Regions from separate parts of the Homo sapiens genome. Here region 2 is linked to region 1. Evidence: chromatin contacts called from ENCODE Hi-C or POLR2A ChIA-PET data. All regions are on one chromosome and are shown on one strand. The core of a region is the stretch at or near the end of the contact, and the rest is flanking DNA. Distances in the headings are between cores, read along the strand shown. Region 1 overlaps CALD1 (caldesmon 1). Region 2 overlaps CALD1 (caldesmon 1).

Region 1 (2,700 bases), core at 174-2,673:
CAGACAATATGCACAGCCTAAATTCCAACCATATTAGTGTGTGTTGGGTTCTAACCCACTTCATCCCCAAAGGCCAGCTAGAGTTGCAGCAATCCTTGGCATCACTTGTCCGGACATGATGAGGACACAGTCACCTAAGGGACAGCAAGCAACCTAGTCAAAAGTACTGTGGCTGGCCCATGCTCCTGACATAAGAAATGAAAAGCTAGACCACGGCAAAACTGAGAATAAAGGGTAGGAAGCAGGGGCCAATGTAGGCCAATCCCAAAATCTAGGAAGCCACAGTTAAAGACTCAGATTCAGGGCTTGAAAGGAACCTAGATGTCACGTGATCCAGCTCCCTTATTTTACAGAGAAGAAATTCAAATTCAAACTGGGGGAGGCATTTATCCAAGGACACTCAGTCAAGACCAATACCCAGGTTTCTTGACTCTGTTGAGTGTTAATTCCAGGAGTCAACAGGCAAACAGTGAATCAACAATCATAGAGAGACTGTTGCTTCTTTTCCAACAGGGGTGTGCCTTCACTCTTTATCTGACCTTCTTCTGGATACAGCAAACACTTGTGGACCAGCTGCACTGAAGCATTAAACAAGGTATGGAATAAATAGCATCTTCCGTAGGGTTAGAGGAATGAAGGTGGTCCCCAGGGCTTTGTGTGCTCTTAGTAACCAACTCCTTCCCAAGCCTCCAATCAACCTCAGTAGAAAGGGAAAGGGAGCCCCAGAATTCTGTGTGTTCTTGGAAGGAAATCCCTCCACAGCAGTCCCAGTCTCACCACTACACTCTTCATGAGAGACCACTGGGACTGACTGCATGATGCCTTACATTCTGCAAGACCCCCAGGACTTCCAGCTCCTTGTGGAACCCCTACTCCCACAGCCAACTGGCTCTATGCATCTCCTGCTCTGACCCAATGTCTTTCCCCTTTCTGATTTCTCTGGAACTCCAGATAAGTCATTAGCCAAGACCCTGTATCTCAAACTCTTCTTTGAATGTTCCCTGCAACTTCATGCTCTATACTTCCTCTCGTGATTTATAGCTCTTCCGACAGCTTCCATACCCTTTGTATCACAGAGCCTGGAAGTAGACGCAATTGTCTCCTTGCTCCACAGCTATATTCCTTCCTGAAAATATTATCCTCTACCCCTCCTTGTTGCAGTCATTTCCTGATCCCTGCATTACTTCCCTTCATTTCTAGATGTTAGCTCCTGGTTTTAACTCTTTCCAATGCTACTTCTGCCATAATTCTCAGCGATTTCAACATTCATGTCTGTGATCATTCTAATACCCTGGCCTCTTAGTTCCTTGGGCTTCTGTCCTCCAATGATCTTGTGTTCCCACATGCCTCAGCCACCCACCGTCCTTTACCAGCTGACATCCCCTGATTCATCACTCTAAACACTGCTCTCCATGTAGCAAGCAGACAGGAAGCTAAATCCAGCTGGAGGAAAACACGCAGCTAAGCTAAGTGCTTTTACTTAAAATTTGTTACCAGTAATGTCAACTGGGTCCTTAGTGCTACCTGGCAAGTCTGCTGTTTCCCAAGTCCAAACATCCTCTGTTGCCTTGAAGTCTCCAAACCTCCTGCTTCCCTAACCTAGTCTTAGTTGAAGAATTTGCTTCCTTATTGAACTGAGAAAATAGAGGCAATCAGATAAGAGCATCACAGGCTTCTACCATCATATTTTCCAATATACTTACAGCTGAATCTGGATAGTTTGTCTTTACTCCTGCAACGATGCCTGATTTGTCCATGCTCCTATTGAAGGTCAACCCTACTTAGCTCTAGGTTTCATGCTCTCTTATCTACCCAAGGACATTGCTCTAGCAATTGTCACCTCTCTTATGCATCATCAATGATCTCTTTCTACTAGATTATTCTCATCATCATACAAGCATGTCAAAATATATCTAGTCTTAAGCTAAAAGAAAAAAAGAAATCTTCATTAAACCCATACAACTCTCCAGCTCCTATTCCAATCCTCTGCCCCTCTTTCAAAAAAAATTCTGAAAATGTTGTCTCTATTCACTGCTCCGAGTTCTTTTCCTCCCATCTTCTGTTGAACCCATGCCAATCAGGCTTTTTCTCTACCATCCTTGATGCTTTTCAAGATCATCAATATTTCTACATTGCCAAAGCCAATGATCAATTCTCAATTCTCATCTTAATTAATACATGAGCGTTTGACACAGTTGATCACTTCCTTCTTTTGGAAGTCCTTTCTTCATTTGGCTTCTAGCACATCTCACCCTCCTGGTTCTCTTTCTGCCCCATTGGCCACTCTTCTCAGTCTCCTTTGCTGGTCTTTACTCTGACCTTTAAATGTTGGAAGACCCTAAAAATTATCCTGGGACTGAGCTCCTCTATCTAATAACTCACTGGCTTGGTCTCGTCTTGTCTCTTGGCATTAAATACCATGCAAATGCCTGACTCCCAAAAAAATATATTCAGGACCTCTTCCCTGAACCCCAGACTTGTATATCCAACTGCTTATTTAACAATTCCAATCAAATGCCTAATTGTTGTGACAAATATAAAATGTTCAAAGCTGAACTACTGACTTGCACTCCCATAGTTCCTCCTTGTATGTTCTTCCTAAGTTTGGTAAATGAAAACACCATTATTCCAGTCTTTTAGACCAAAAACCTTGAGCTCATTTTTTTTTTTTTTTTAACTATTCTTTCCAGTGGTGCGCTG
Region 2 (2,700 bases), core at 66-2,565, 41 kb before region 1:
AGGAAAAGTGTGAGGTTGCCATGGGCATTCCTGGAAAAACTAGAAACTTCCGGTGCCACTTTAGACTTTAAAAAATGCAGAAGCTCACTCTGCCTGCCTGTTTCCTCGCTAAAGCACTATAGCTCTGTACTATACGTGGAAGGCAACAGTTCGAGGATTCAAACCAAAAGAGGCAAAAGGAGGATCTTTGTGACAACCAGCTTGAAATGGCATCCTTGTTCGCTTCGTAGAACAAGAAAGCTGTTCCAGCAGCTGATGTTAGAGTTCCTCACACTCTTGCTGAAAAACCTATACTTTGCAGAGTGTAGGATTAGAATACCATCTAAGAAGCAGCAGCAACAGCTTTCTACTTCTGACAATATCTACAAAGAAAATGGAAAAATACTTGTAATCAAGGACTTCAACTCGACAGTTACCTAGCTTGTCAAATTAAAACATGTGGCAACCACCGGGCTAAATATCTTGAAAGAATGATACTTTCTTGTTTTTCTCCCTGACCTAAAATCTCTTTGGAGTACATTTGCAATTCCTAATTTTTCACACTTAAACAAAAGCTGTCCACACTATGTTTAAAGATGACTAAGCAATTTTGTATTAAGTAACCAAAGATCACTCTGCCAATTTTAGAATAATTAAGTTTCTGCAGCCGAATATAAACAGTTCCAAGAACTACATGTGGCCTACCAAAAGTATATATTACAAGTAGTCAACCCTGTGGCCAGCTGGCAGACAGATCAACATGTTAAAGTAGAATTGTTCAGAATTTGGAGTATTATTTTTCTTTTCTCCCAATATCTTTTCTGCATCCAACTTTGTTTCTTTGGGAATGTTTTCAAGTATACAAAGCAAGAAACTATTGTGGGATTGCACCTCTTGTAAACGAATGAGCATTTCTCTTGAGATCCTTTGGAATGCACATATCATTCCCATTTCAATTCCATCTACACAGGAAGCCAAAGAAAAATGGAGCAAATGAATCCACCTTCGTACCCCTCAAGTGAGAGTATTCATATTGTGCTTGATCACCAGAAAGATCTGCATTGACCACTGGACAAGTGAACGTGGACATTAAGCCATAGGTCTGTTGAGCACCAAAACACCTTTCTGACCCTAGATCCTTGCACTGTGCATTAGTCTGCTCTTGCACTGCTATAAAGAACCATCTGAGACTGTGTAATTTATAAAGAAAAGACTTTAATTGGATCATGATTCTGCAGGCTGTATGAGTAACATGGCTGGGGAGGCCTCAGGAGACTTTCAATCATAGTGGAAGGCAAACAGGAAGCAGGCATGCCTGACATGGCGGGAGTAGGAGGAAGAAAGAGTGGGGGAGGTGCTGCACACTTTTAAACAGCCATAACTTGTGAGAACTCACTCAGTATCACGAGAACAGCAAGGGGGAAATCCTTCCCCATGATCCAATCACCTCCCACCAGGCCCCTCCTCCAACAATGGGGATCACAATTCGACATGAGATTTGGCAGGGACACAAATCCAAACCATATCACACTGCCTTTACCAGATAGCTTCGTGGGCCAGAATTTCTTGCTAATAAGGCTAAAGTCACAGATTTATCCCACCAGGAATGAGTTACTCATTTGAGGGGAAAAAAATCCTAAGCTATGGCCCTGTGCTATGACATTAATCCGGGCCAGCTATATGACAGATGTAGCTGACCACCTTAAATTGAGAAAATAGAGATGGTTAGTTTAGCCCATCCCGCCGTGACCTTCAGTAGCGTGTATGGCCAAATGAATGTGAGTGTGTCATTAAACAAAAGGCCCCTACATATTCAGCTGCATTATAAGTCCTGTCGTCTTCTGCATTATATTTAAATTCAGATACAATCAAGAGTGGCTGAGACTCTACAACCATCATCCCAATGAGAACTTTAATAAAAATATTCAATGCAGATCATTAAAAAGTCAGGAAACAACAGATGCTGGTGAGGATGTGGAGAAACAGGAATGCTTTTACACTGTTGGTGGGAGTGTAAGTTAGTTCAACCATTGTGGAAGACAGTGTGGCAATTCCTCAAGGATCTAGAACTAGAAATACCATTTGACCCAGCAATCCCATTACTGGGTATATACCCAAAGGATTATAAATCATTCTACTATAAAGACACATGCACACGTATGTTTATTGCAGCACTATTCACAATAGCAAAGACTTGGAACCAACCCAAATGTCCATCAATGATAGACTGGATTAAAAAAAATGTAGCACATATAAACCATGGAATACTATGCAACCATAAAAAGGATGAGTTCATGTCCTCTGCAGGGACATTGATGAAGCTGGAAACCATCATTCTCAGCAAACTAACACAAGAACAGAAAACCAAACACCGCATGTTCTCACTCATAATTGGAAGTTGAACAATGAGAACACATGGGCACAGGGAGGGGAACATCACACACTGGGACCTGTCGGGGTGGGGGTGGGGGGCTACGGGAGGGATGGCATTAGGAGAAATACCTAATGTAGGTGATGGGTTGATGGGTGCAGCAAACCACCATGGCATGTGTATACCTATGTAACAAGCTGCACGTTCTGCACATGTACCCCAGAACTTAAAGTATAATAAAAATAAATAAATAAAAAATTCAATAAATGTTTATGAAATATTCATGTACTAGCTACCTTGCTTAGTGTAGCATATAAGATGTGAATGCAGCTATTCTGCCTTCAAGTTGC

What was found. A loop is a pair of places that touch in the nucleus more often than their neighbours do. ChIA-PET counts read pairs that join two places held with the same protein, here RNA polymerase II (POLR2A).
Region 2: a map of heart right ventricle shows a loop between it and region 1 (2.3-fold over the local background). The contact joins two enhancer-like sites. A Hi-C loop is called at or near these places in 1 of 168 maps with a recorded cell type or tissue (heart right ventricle). POLR2A ChIA-PET finds 5 or more read pairs at or near these places in 4 of 52 experiments (AG04450, PC-3, PC-9 and 1 more).

The regions. Positions count from the first base shown.
Region 1 is chr7:134,812,559-134,815,258 of GRCh38, reverse strand. All of the region lies in intron 1 of CALD1 (caldesmon 1), which reads right to left. LOC124901750 (a long non-coding RNA gene) reads left to right here. Exons shown (of 2, transcript XR_007060537.1): 1 at 1-595. Among named protein-coding and RNA genes, the nearest start is that of CALD1, 34 kb to the right of the region's middle. Within about 2 kb of position 1,423, at least 5 of the 41 ENCODE cell types and tissues checked have a DNase peak (open chromatin) inside an H3K27ac peak, as active enhancers do.
Region 2 is chr7:134,853,611-134,856,310 of GRCh38, reverse strand. The region is part of intron 2 of CALD1 (caldesmon 1); the gene reads right to left. Among named protein-coding and RNA genes, the nearest start is that of CALD1, 75 kb to the right of the region's middle. Within about 2 kb of position 1,315, at least 3 of the 41 ENCODE cell types and tissues checked have a DNase peak (open chromatin) inside an H3K27ac peak, as active enhancers do.